Linked DNA regions of Homo sapiens: region 1 is linked to region 2. A link is a contact called in ENCODE Hi-C or POLR2A ChIA-PET data. All regions are on one chromosome and are shown on one strand. The core of a region is the stretch at or near the end of the contact, and the rest is flanking DNA. Distances in the headings are between cores, read along the strand shown.

What was found. A loop is a pair of places that touch in the nucleus more often than their neighbours do. ChIA-PET counts read pairs that join two places held with the same protein, here RNA polymerase II (POLR2A). Pooled maps may share reads with other maps.
Region 1: a pooled map shows a loop between it and region 2 (12-fold over the local background). The contact joins two enhancer-like sites. A Hi-C loop is called at or near these places in 1 of 168 maps with a recorded cell type or tissue (ascending aorta), 2 of 37 single-sample maps with no recorded cell type and 10 of 50 pooled maps. POLR2A ChIA-PET finds 5 or more read pairs at or near these places in 3 of 52 experiments (H1, activated B cell and activated naive CD4-positive, alpha-beta T cell).

Annotation. Positions count from the first base shown.
Region 1 is chr17:59,824,598-59,831,016 of GRCh38, forward strand. All of the region lies in intron 10 of VMP1 (vacuole membrane protein 1), which reads left to right. Among named protein-coding and RNA genes, the nearest start is that of MIR21, 13 kb to the right of the region's middle. RefSeq lists an enhancer at 5,182-5,371. Within about 2 kb of position 4,559, at least 23 of the 41 ENCODE cell types and tissues checked have a DNase peak (open chromatin) inside an H3K27ac peak, as active enhancers do.
Region 2 is chr17:59,359,258-59,365,988 of GRCh38, forward strand. The region is part of intron 2 of YPEL2 (yippee like 2); the gene reads left to right. Among named protein-coding and RNA genes, the nearest start is that of MIR4729, 3.5 kb to the right of the region's middle. RefSeq lists an enhancer at 6,395-6,731. Within about 2 kb of position 1,399, at least 4 of the 41 ENCODE cell types and tissues checked have a DNase peak (open chromatin) inside an H3K27ac peak, as active enhancers do.

The DNA.
Region 1 (6,419 bases), core at 3,309-5,808, 470 kb after region 2:
CGCAGTGGCCCACGCCTGTAATCCCAGCACTTTGGGAGGCCGAGGTGGGCGGATCACCTGAGGTCAGGAGTTCAAGACCAGCCTGGCCAACATGGTGAAACCCCATCTCTACTAAAAATACAAAAATTAGCCAAGCGTGGTGATGGGTGCCTGTAGTCCCAGCTACTCAAGAGGCTGAGGTGGGAGAATCTCTTGAACCCAGGAGGTGGAAATTGTAGTGAGCCGAGATTGCGCCACTGCACTCCAGCCTGGGTGACAGAGCAAGACTCCGTCTCAAAAAAAAAAAAAAAAAAAAAATTGGCTAGGCATGGTGGCTCACGCCTGTAATCCCAGCACTTTGGGAGGCCGAGGCAGATGGATTGGTTGAATTCTCAGGAATTTGAGTCCAGCCTGGTCTCGAACATGGCGAGACCCAAAGTCAGGTGATAGAACCAAAGAACTAGGGAACTTCTAGCTCAAAAGGCATTATGTTAGTTGTGATTTTTTTTTTTTTTTTTTTTTTTTTTTGAGACAGAGTTTTGTTCTATTGCCCAGGCTGGAGCGCTGTGGTGCAATCTCGACCCACTGCAACCTCTGCCTCCTGTGTTCAAGCGATTCTCCCGAGTAGCTGGGATTACAGGCACCTGCCACCATGCCTGGCTAATTTTTGTGTCTTTAGTAGAGACAGGATTTCACGATGTTGGCTAGGCTGGTCTCAAACTCCTGACCTCATGATCCACCCGCCTTGGCATCCCAAAGTGCTGGGATTACAGGCATAAGCCACCGTGCCCAGCCCTTTTTGTTTTTTTAATTACGATTTAATACTAATTTTTATTTAATTTTAGACTTTCTCCAGTGGGAGAGACCTGTGCATATTTCTTAAAGAGCATAACCAAATCTAACTTTTAAAGTTATGATTAAAATGACATGTTCCCATATTCTCACCAAATAGGGGATGTGAATTCCCAGAAAATAACATTAAGCATATGACTCGCAGCAAACCATATGCAGAACATTGGCTCATTGTCATGTTGCCAGGGTCTTATTGGAAGACAAAGTCCCCAGTTTTACCACACAAGAAAAGTTTCCATAACTCAATCATTGAACTTGAGGGCTGGGGGATGGTGTTGGCTGGAACAGGGACTTTTTACCAGATACAGAATGTTCCATGCTCTTCTTTGCTGTCTCCTATTTCTGAGCTAACTTGATGCTTGACCTCAGAGTCAGGCTTGCCTGTGGCAAGAGAGATCATTTTAACCAGTGAGTAATAAAGTGCTTGAATCCGAATGTTGTTTCTTATCCCTCACTCTATGGAAAGTGGTCAGAATGAGCTACGTGGGCCTGGACTTTTTCTTCTACAGAAAGAAAATCTGTCCTTTCATTTTAGAGGATAAAATGGTCCATGTATTTGATTCTCTTTGACTTTGATCATTGAAAATAATCAGAAAAAGTTATGGAAGTGTGGAACCCCAGCATTTGTATTATCTGATGAAAGGATAGAATTTAAGGCTTAACACAGGGTTTAAACCCCAGCTGCCGAGACTCAGTTATACAGTCTAACATAACCTCTTTCTGCAGCTTGGGAAAACCCCTTTCTCTTCTTGTCCGTGGTAGTTTATATATCCTTCTCTTTTGACAGTTAACCTTTCTATATGTTTGTTATGGATATTGGGAGACCACATAAAGGTTAAAACAGGAGTTCTGGAGTTAGACTGTTAGATGAGAAATGGGTACATTGTATTTGGAAGTTACCGTTGACCATTTAATGGAGCATTTTAGTAGCATGATGAAAATTAAAACCCAAATATATTGGATTACATGGAATTGTGGGCTAGAGGAAAGGTCAAGCGAAAGTCATGTCTGACACATTTTAATTGTTTTGTAAATATTTGTTGACCAGATGAATTAATTCATTCATTAAATAGGAGGGACCAGTGTGTATTTTAGGCTGAGGGAAAAACTCTAGTAAAATGCTAGAGATAGAAAATATAAATGAAGAAAGGGAAGGATGTGGGAAGGAAATTAACATTCAGTAAGCACCCACTGTGCCAGATGCTTTACATAAATATTCATTTCATATCCATAACAAAACCTGTTAGGTACTATTACAGAGAAGTTAAATTCATATAAATGATAAGAGATGATTGAGATAGGATCAATTCTGGAGTGGATTGATTATCCTCATGAACCAGTTCTTTCTTGAAAACTGGAGTGAAGACTCCAAGATGTTTTGAGGCAGAGAAGGGGGACACTCCTGAGGGAGCACTCTGGAAGCCAGTGAAGTCATTTGCTGGAAGTTGGAAATTTAGACTAGAGCACCAGTTTCAAACAGCTGCTGTGTGAATTTGGTAGGGATGCAGCATGAATTCTGTCTATTCTCCTGTGCACACGTGCATCCACCTGTGTGCAGCTGTAGCTAGTTACTACTGTGGTTACTTTCAATGAAAAACCTACTGGTTTCTGTAGTGTACATTTAAGTGCATTTTTTCCCCTCTCCCAGCATCCTTCTAGATAGAGTTCCTTGAGGACAGAGATCATAACTTTTTTTTAAGTGAGATTGAATTTCAATCAATACTGTCACTTTTTTTTTCTTTTTTGAGACAGGGTCTCGCTGTGTTGCCCAGGCTGATCTTGAACTCCTGTGCTCAAGTGATCCTCCTGCCTCAGCCTCCCCAAATGCTGGGATTACAGGCATGAGCCACTGTGTCCTGCCAATACTATCACTTTTTTGGTTTTTTTGTTTGTCTGTTTGTTTTTTGAGACCAAGTCTTGCTCTGTCGCCCAGCCTGGAGTGCAGTGGCGTGATCTCAGCTCACTGCAACCTCTGCCTCCTGGGTTCAAGCAATTCTTCTGCCTCAGCCTCCCAAGCAGCTAAGACTACAGGCATGCACCACCACCCCCAGCTAATTTTTGTATTTTTACTAGAGTCGGGGTTTCACCATATTGGCCAGGCTGGTCTCAAACTCCTGACCTCAGGAGGCCTCGGCCTCCCAAAGTGCTGGGATTACAGGCATGAGCCGCTGTGCTGGCCTGATTTTTAAGTTTTAGAACTCAGTGAGTCTTCAAACCAGTGCAGATCTGTCACTATAAAAAGCTGCCACCAGGCCCACTCACACCTGTAATCTTAGAACTTTGGGAGGCTGAGGCGGGATTGCTTGAGCCCAGAAGTTTGAGACCAGCCTGGACAACATGGTGAGACCCCATCTCTTGAAAAAAATTTAAAAATTAGCTACTGTGGCCCCAGCTACTCGGAAGGTTGAGGCAGGAAGATTGCTTGAGCCCGGGAGGTCAAGGCTGCAGTGAGTCGTGTTTGTGCCATTGCACTCTTGAGTGGGCAACAGAGCAAGATCCTGTTCCCAAAAAAAAGCTGCCACTGGGGCCAGGTGCAGTGCCACTCGCCTGTAGTTCCAGCTACTTGGGAGGCTGAGGCAAGAGACACAACCTCTTTAAAAAAAAAAAAAAAAGCTGCCACCAGTCTGTCATTTTCTATAAATGCAATCAGTTGATTTTTAACAGAGTTTTGTTTTGGCAACCAATCAGTTTTACCTAGTCCTTATAGACCACTCCTTTAGCTCTGGCCACATTCATCAGCACAAATGCCTGCTTTTCTCCTGCTGCTCAAGTCTGCCTTCTGAAATGAGGTTTTGTTCTCTAGAGCTTCTCTTTAATGTTAGCTTATTTCAAAGAGTAGCTGCTAATGATAAGGAAGTCTAACCTCCAATCTGATTCTTACAGAAAATAATGCTAAATCTCCAAAAGCTAGGGCAATTGCAGATTATTTTGTGATAAAATATGCTGTAAGGCAGTAGAAACAATGTACCTGATAAAATACACCTGGAGAAAGCATGGTCTTCCTTCTACACAGCCAGAAAGAAACCCATGGTGTCATGTGTTCATAATACCACTCTGCGTACAATGGACTAACTTAAGTACAAAAGAAGTTTTAATCATTTGAAAGGGCACAGATGTGAATGAAATTCAAGATGTTTTAATCCCAGATCCTGGGGTCAAATCACAACGAATTTTAGAAGGTGCCAGGGACTGTCAGTCCAAACTTGTATATATGAGAAAGCCCTAGATTTTCTAGTATAGTGTGTGATTTTCATCCTGAATTTATTTTATGTTGGGGTGCCATTCCAAGATCCTGGATGTAAAGAAACATGATTAGGGGGCTACCACATTTCAGATCCAAAGCAAGTAGAATACATCAGTTACCAGTTTTTTCTTATAGTATCAGCTTCAAAGATTCATATACTGAGCCAGGCACAGAGGCTTATGCCTGTAATCCCAGCATTTTGGGAGGTCAAGGCAGGCGGATCACTTAAGGTCAGGAGTTTGAGACCAGCCTGACCAACATGGTGAAACCCTGTCTCTACTAAAAATACAAAAACTAGCAGGGTGTAGTGGTGCCTACCTGTAATCCCAGCTACTCAGGGGGTTGAGGCAGGAGAATCGCTTGAAGCCGGGAGGTGAAGGTTGCAGTGAGCCGAGATTGCGCCACTGCACTCCATCGTGGGTGATAGAGCCAGACTCCGTCTCCAAAAACAAAACAAAACAAAACAAAAAGATTCATGTGTTCTATTCAGTTAAATGGTAAAGATAATAACACTTTCATTCCAGTCACACAGGATAACTAGATCCTTTTTTACTAGGTTAAATATGTGTTTATTTTCAGTTAGCACCTGTTCATTTACTTATTCTGGATTAATAAAGGGCTGAAAGGCTGTAGATATTAATGAGTCAGCATGATGGCCTTTGGCTTCTTCAGAAAGATTGCATGATAAACTCCCCCACCCTTTTCCGAGCAGTCTACCTTACTAGGAAAGGCAGTTTCATGTGGAGGGCAATCTGTCATTTTTGAATAAGGGCAAGAGTCTGAGGTCCATTCTGAGTCACTATGAATAGAGCTCTAGTATTGGTTGGTCCCCAGGGAAACTGGTGGTTAAATACTGTGAGAATCTTTATCAGACAGGAAATGACAACTCATTAAAATACTAGCCGTTAAGCCTGTTTAGATCACTGCCTAGGGGGTAGGAAGGAAAATTTAACTCTATAATGTTTGACTAAAATGTGCACATTTCTGAAGATGGAGAATTATTTACAAGACTGTTACCGAGAAAGGGAATTGCTAGGCTGTCTTGTTGCTGATCTTCTCCCACACCCTCTTTTCCTCTTTTGTACATATAACAGATCAGCTTGTAATGGGAGTAGGATAGGGAAGGGCTTTAATTTCATTCCTGAAAGTGTATCCTACTATTGCCTTAAATGTAAAATTCAGTCTCTTCAGCAGAAGAGGCGGTTGTTGGCTTCAGTTAGAACAGGATCATTTTCTATATAGGAGTCTACTCCTGTGCTCCTGGGCCAAATCTCAATTGATAGAACTCTCTGGGGTCAGAGGATAAATTTGATGTATTGATTTACATACAGTGGTCCTCATTCAATCAAGAAAATTCTAAAGATCCTGATATTCATTTAGAACATAATTAAATTTTATAACTCTGGGCACAGGTTTTCAGTCTCCTGAAGTTGGGCTATCCAGATTTGGTGGGGGCGGGGACAGGGGCTAGCTCTGTTGCCCAGGCTGGAGCAACATCTGCCTCCCAGGCCCAAGTGATCCTCCCACCTCCTGTCGCATGCCAGCATGCTCAGCCAATTTTTAAATTTTTTGTAGAGAGGAGGTCTCACTATATTGCCCAGGCTGGTCTTGAACTCATAGGCTCAAGTGATCCTCCCACCTTGGCCTCCCAAAGTGCTGGGATTACAGTGAGCCACCAAGCTGAGCACTCTTTTCTTTTTATAAGTACCCTGACCTGAATCTTCTCCTGAAAAATTTTTTTTTTCATTTATAAGCTTTCAGGGATCTGACTTATGACACCCTGAGATTCTTTAGACTTTGTGATTAATCATCAGAGGGAATACTAACCCAGCACAAACAATGAAATAAAGGTAAAAAACTGTTGTGCCCAGACTTTTTTCTAAGACAAAAGGCTTATTACTCTTTGTAAAGAGGCTATCGCCTCCTTACTAGAATTTATGTCAGAATGTTTTTCAGGAGGGTAAATATAACCTATATGCTCACATTAATGCTGAGATCCTCAAAAAAGTATTTGAGAAAGGAGCAGAGCCTATATTAAATAAAAAATTTACTTTATTAATGCTGGTAAAATATTCTTAGGCTTAGAGACTTCAACTGCTTAGACTTTAAGTATACACTCTGTAAATAGGGCTAAACAAGGTGAATCAATCTTTTTTGTTGGTGTTTTAAGAAACAGGTTCTCCCTCTGTAGCCCAGGCTGGAGTGTAGTGGTGTGATTTTAGATCACTACAGCCTCAACCTCCTAGGAGGGCTCAAGCAGTCCTCCCCACTCAGCCTCTTGAGTAACTAGGACTACAGGTGTGCACCACACCTGGTTAATTTTCTGTGTGGGTGTAGAGACAGG
Region 2 (6,731 bases), core at 149-2,648:
CTGAAATCTTGATGGAATTATCTGTGTCCTGAAAACCTCATGTAAATAATAAATATAGGAACATAATTTCTAAAAATCCCTTCATTTCTTTTTTTTCTCTAGATGTCTGGAAAACGGTATAGTGAGCATTGAGTTATATCACTAGTAGTGTTGTTAGTGGCTACTGTGTCACATCAGACAGCATAATTCATAAAGGATATGTACAATATTATCAGACCAGAATGCCAGTTAGCAAAAATTAAAAATAAAGATGAAAAGAAATAATAAAGAATATATACAATATGAGATGTAGCCCTTGAAGATAATTATTCTATGAACTTATCTAATTTGCAAAATAGGTATTTTTAGCCCTAATTTTGTTAATTGAACTCTAATTTTTGATATTCAGTGGATATATGACATAATGATTTTTACAAAAACCATACTCGAATAAAATTCGAGTATGTTTTAAGAGGAGGGAAAAATCAGATTGCAGGCATAAATGTCTATCTCAAAAAGTAAACCTTTTGTTTCTAGAATAGTGGGACCTGGCTCTTTGCCAGAGCAGTGGTACTAAGAAACAGAAGGGTGGGAACAACTGCTCTGTATGGCCTGAGCTCTAGTGGGTGCCTCTGCCACTTTGCTGTTGAATGTCAGTGTTTCTTTTTTATTTATTTTTTTGAGACGGAGTCTCACTCTGTTGCCCAGGCTGGAGTGCAGTGGTGCGATCTCGGCTCACTGCAACCTCCGCCTCCTGAGTTCAAGAGACTCTCCTGCCTCAGCCTTCTGAGTAGCTGGGATTACAGGCATGCGCCACCACACCCAGGTAATTTTTAAATTTTATTTATTTATTTTTTTGAGACGGAATCTTGCACTGTTGCCCAGGCTGGAGTGCAGTGGCACGATCTTGGCTCACTGCAAGCTCCGCTTCCCGGGTTCACGCCATTCTCCTGCCTCAGCCTCCCGAGTAGCTGGGACTACAGGCACCCGCCACCACGCCCGGCTAATTTTTTGTACTTTTTTAGTAGAGACGGGTTTCACCGTGTTGGCCAGGATGGTCTTGAACCCCTGACTTCAAGTTATCTGCCTGCCTCGGCCTCCCAGAGTGCTGGGATTACAGACGTGAGCCACTGCGCCCGGCCGTGTTAGTGATTCTTAGACATCACTTCTAAGCTACAGCCAAGGCAGAAGTGACAAATTAGGGAAGAGTTCCAGCACAACCCAATAAGTCCAGTTGCAAGACATGCTCTACCAAGTTGGCTTTTATAAAGAGAATCACATTTCCCAACCCCAAATTACTTAATTATTTTCTTCAACTATGTGACCTTTGAAAGCTCTGTCTCCTACTAATGAAGCATTGGCTCTTTTGTACTCCTCTAGAAGTATCTGTTGACCACCCAGGAAGGGGTGGCAGGTGAATCAAATCTGTACAGAAAGTCTCCAAACAAAGGGATGTGGTTACTTTACAGTGTTTCTTGGTGAAAAGAAACTATTTGGGGCTCGTGTAAAGTATATAGTATCTTATGGTACCTTTCCTCCATAGGGGCAGAGATTGAACCCGTTCAGGATGAAAAGAGCCATGAATTAGGCTGGGATTTTTTTTCTCTTTTTTTGATATAAAGTCTCACTCTGTCACCCAGGCTGGAGTGCAGTGGTGCAATCTTGGCTCACTGCAATCTCTGCCTCCCGGGTTCAAGCAATTCTCGTGCCTCAGCCACCTGAGTAACTGGGATTACAGGTGTGCATCACCATGCCCAGATAATTTTTGTATTTTTAGTAGAGATGAGGTTTCACTGTGTTGGCCAGCCTGGTCTCGACCTCCTGACCTCAAGCAATCCACCTGCCTCTGCCTGCCAAAGTGCTGGGATTACAGATGTGAGCCACCGCACGCAGCTTGGGATAATTTGTATAGCACGGTTGGTCCACAGTGGGACCATTTTAACTATATCTGAAGAGTTTCTGGTGTATGTGGGTGACGGCAGTGGGGACTGTGCCTATACTTGCTCTTATCATCTTATTGATTCCATTCTGTCTTTGCACAAATACTAATTACGTACTCTGTGTGTGTGTGCGCGTGCATGCACATAGCACTATTCTAGATATTATAATACTACTCAAAAATTTTGTCAGGGAACTTTTATCCTAGTTTGGGAGATAATAGATTCATGTTATGCCTTCTTGAAGTTTCTACTTCATCTTATGTTTCTCTTAAAGCAGTTATCACAGTGTGATGACGCATGTTTCCCATTAGCCTGTGAATTACTTGAGGAGATGATTGTGACATCGTTTTTGTGTCTCTAGCAGCAGCACAGCTCCTAAGACTGGTAGATTCTCAGTGAATATTTGAGTGAATGACTTATTACTCAGATAGAGATCTTTATCAGTGAGTTTCAATCTGGGTCCGTGGACTGGCTTCAAGGACTCCATGAAATTGCATGTGTCATTCTGTGGGCATGTATATTTTTCTAGAGAGGGTTTCATGGCTTTCATCAGGCTCTCCACCAAAGATACTGTTGGTTAAAAAAGGAAAAAAACACACACACAACCAAACTTTAAGATCCATCTTTCTAGAAAATGCAGTTCTGGGAAGACTTGGTGGAAGAAGTGGCATTGAAGTGTGCCTGGAAGCAGAAGCCTCAAATGATGGGGAGGAGCTGGTAAAAGGAGCATCAGGAACAAAGAGCCAGAGGCAGGGAGCACACAGGGAGCAGCCGTTCTTTGGGGTAGAGGTTGAAAAACTGTGAAAACATTAAAGGTGTAGGTAGAAGCCAGATTATTAGAAGAATAGAAGCTAGGATGTTGTCCCATTGACAGTTGGTTGCTACTGAAGACTTTTAAGCAAGTAATGACATGACCAGCAAATGGTTAGTGCTGCTGTGGTGTGGTAGATGAACTAGTGAGGAAGAGACTAGAATGGGGCAAGTGGTGTCTGTCCATTGCAGTGGTCCGAATGTGTTCCAGGTACATGGTGGTCATTCAGCAAATACTCATTGACCACTGCTTGGCAAAGAAATAGAAGCATTCTATGGTTTTTTTTTTTTTTTAATTGTGTTTATCATGTGTAGGCATGGACAAGGGGAATTGGGTTCAGGAAGTCACATGCTTTAAATGGGAGGCAGACCTGTCGCACAGTCACGCCTGCTCCCTGTGAAAATTAATGATCTGGGCACACATAGAGTTGCTCACCAATTTAGTATCAAGGGAGCTGCTGGGACCAAATCTGGTGAATCATCTTTATGTTTTGTTTTTCTTTTGCTGCAGACTGCAGGCAGCTGGAGCACAAAATCTGCTCAAATGTGATTCTTTCTGTGTGGTTACTTTAAATACCAAAAGGAAATGTTGACTTGAGCGATGAGGCGTACCCTGAAAATTAACTCTGTGGTTTGCAGATGCCTTTAAGGTTCCAATCATAAGACTGGTTTGTATATTAGCGTCTAGGCTCTCAGCAGGGACACTGGTAATCAAGCTTGTGTTCCCAGTCAGAAATCCAAAGAAACTCTTTTTCATCAGGGTGTTCAACCTGGGAAGCAAGGAGTGGGTGCAGGATCCCTCTGTTTCTGTTTGAGCAGTGGCACTCCCTCTGGCCTCTGGAATGGTAAATCTGCACCATTGCTAGCTTGGCTGTTTGCGTTTGGGGGCTGACTAGAATCCACTGTCATACACTACTTGTTCAGTTCAATATTTCTTGTGCTTTAAACAACATTTAAACCTAGATGGTAGGGATAAGATGATTCCTGCACTTAAAGAGCCTGTGATGTTTAGGAAACAAGGGAATGCAAGGCTCACCATGGAGGGTAGAAGAATGTTACAGATAAGGTTGTTTGGTGTTGTAACAAACACACAAGATGGAAAATCTATGTTGCTGCTATTAGCTACTATTGATTGAACACCTTCTTAGTTTCTATGTATATATAGATATATATATAGAGAGAGAGAGAGACAGGGTCTCGCTATGTTGCCTAGACTGGTCTCAAACTCCTGACCTCAAGCAGACTTCCCACCTCAGCATCCCAAAGTGTTGGGATTACAGGTGAGCCACCACACTGGTCCTAAAGACTTACCCTTTTTTTTTTTCTTTTTTTTTTTTTTGAGATGGAGTCCCACTCCGTTGCCCAAGCTGCAGTGCAGTGGCGTGATCTCTGCTCACTGCAGCCTCCGCCTTTTGGGTTCGAGCAATTCTCCTGCCTCAGCCTCCCAAGTAGCTGGGATTACAGGCATCCGCCACCAGGCCCGGCTAATTTTTGTATTTTTAGTAAAGGTGTGGTTTCACCATGTTGGCCAGGCTGCTCTCGAACTCCTGACCTGACCTCAAGTGATCCACCTGCCTCAGCCTCCCAAAATGCTGGGATTACAGGCATGAGCCGCCGCACCCAGCTGAACACTTTCCTCTTTATTGAGCACCTACTGTGTGCCAGGAACTCCTTTAGGTATTTTACTTACTCCATCACTTATTTTACAACATCCTTTCAATGTGGGGATTAAGGCCATAGGTTACCAGGTTACCAAGAAGCCAGATGGGTTCAGATTCAGATCTGCTCATGTACTTTTTGCTACCGCTTCGCAGTGTGGCCTAGGTTCTTTTGGCCTTGCCTATTTTATGGTCTTACTCAGTAATCCTTGTGGCAAATCCCACCCTTTCTTCCCTCCTGTCATTTCCTTTGCCTTGGTGAATCCTTCTCCTTTCCTCTCTCTCTATTCAGTTCCTACCCATTCTTGAAGACCAGTTCACATCTTTTTTTCTTCTAGTGAGTCTTCCTGGCTTATAGGATGCTCTGAATGTCTGTAGAACTCACTCTCTGGTTGTTCATTTGGAAATTAATGACTGTCTTGTGGTATGGTCTGTGTTGTTATGGTTGCGTGCACTTTTTATGTATAATTGTCTTGCTTCCTAACAAGATTCTCAATGTCCTGGAGTCATAGATGCTCAGAACTTTGTGGCTGGAGGTACCTTTGAACCTGGAGTTTCTAGTTCAACTCCTCATTTTACAGATTAGGAAACCAAGGCCCAGAGAGAAACTGAGGGCCTCTTGATTTTGCACTTTGCCACCTCCCCCGACACACCACTTTGCACATAGCTGGTGCACATAGCCCTGGGAGAGGGCTGGCATCTGGAAGATTGACAGTGTCAAGCGCTGTGATCTTGGGCAAGACTGTTCATCTCTCTGGCTCTCCCTTTTCTTCATTTATCCAAATGAGTGCAATAGGTTAGACTGTCTTTAAAGTTCCTTCTACTTCCCCCCTGCGTCTTCTGAGTCTAATGTAGTAGCATAAGATGATATGAGGCCATATAACATAGCAGCTCGTGGTATAACTCCGAGCCCAACCACCTGGCTTATTCATTTAGTAGCTGTGTACATTAAGTAATCCCTCTGTGTCTTTTTTTTTTTTTTTTTTTTTTTGAGACAGAGTCTCGCTCTATCACCCAGGCTGGAGTGCAATGGCACGATCTTAGCTCACTGCAACCTCCACCTCCCGAGTTGAAGCAATTCTCCTATTCAGCCTCCCAAGTAGCTGGATTACAGGTGCCTGCCACCACATCGGCTATTTATTTATTTATTTGTTTATTTCATTTTTTGTAGAAGATGGGGTTTCGCCATGTTGGCCAGGCTGATCTCGAACTCCTGACCTCAGGTGATCCACTGGCCTCGGCCTCCCAAAGTGCTGGGATTACGGGTATGAGCCACTGCGCCCATCCGCCTTTGCGTCTTAATGGCCTCACTGGCAAATGGGAATAATAGTAATATTAGATACCTGATAGGATTTTTGTGGAAATTAAATGAGGTTATTGATGTGAAGTTCTTACCACAGGGCCTGGCACGTGATAAGTGCTCAATAAATGTTGGAAGCTAGTGTTATTCTATGAATAGTCACTAAAGAAAACCAAATGGAAAGTGACAGAACTAGGGCCTGGCACCCCAACAAGCCTGGCACTCTTGCTTGTTGCCCTTGTTTTTGGAGAGTCTCAGCAGTTGCCCTTGAGCCCTACAGTTGTCATCTGTCGTCTTTTGAGGCCTCTCCTCATGGAATCGCTTGTTCCTTATCCCAGGGGGACCAGCAGGTCTCAGGAGGTGATGAAATAGCAGCAGCACCTTCCACCACAGCTTTCTGGGGCCTTACCTGCAGGCAGCAGCGAAGCCTCTCTAGAATGTAAATGGAAAAGCCTGTCCCTGCCTCCTTCCCTTTTAGTCTGTCAGGTGGTTACTGTGCCTCTGACCCACCCGAGGACCTCAGTTGGCTGTGACACAGCAGCCCAGGCGGCTGGAAGAGAAGTCCCTGGCCTGGAGAGTGAAGCTGGAGCTGAGAGTTGCTTGTCAGTTTGATTCCTTCTGTGACACTTCGGGTGGGGGGGAATCTTTTGAAAGAAACCACTTTCTTTATCTTGAAAGAACAAAACCAAAAGAGAATCTCTGATAACCTTTGTTTCCAAAGCACTCAGCAAAGCTGCTGAGAGGAGGGTTTGACCTGGTGACCCAGAGTATTATCTCTGGGGTAAGGGCTGCCCAGCCAAGGGGAGCTTTAGCTGTTTCCCTCCTCTCCCTGGCTTATTGCTGGTGGCTGGACAGTGAGTTGGAGGAGGAGGGGGAGAGGAAGAGAGGAGGAGATGGCTCTGCCAGCTGCCGCTAGAAACAACAACATCTAATCAGTCCATAAACTCCCTCCCCTCCAGACTACAGTGATGTCAAGAGGTGGAGCAGGTGGCACTAGTTCTCCCCTCCCCTTTAGCCCCTGACACCTTTGGGTCTTTGAAGGGG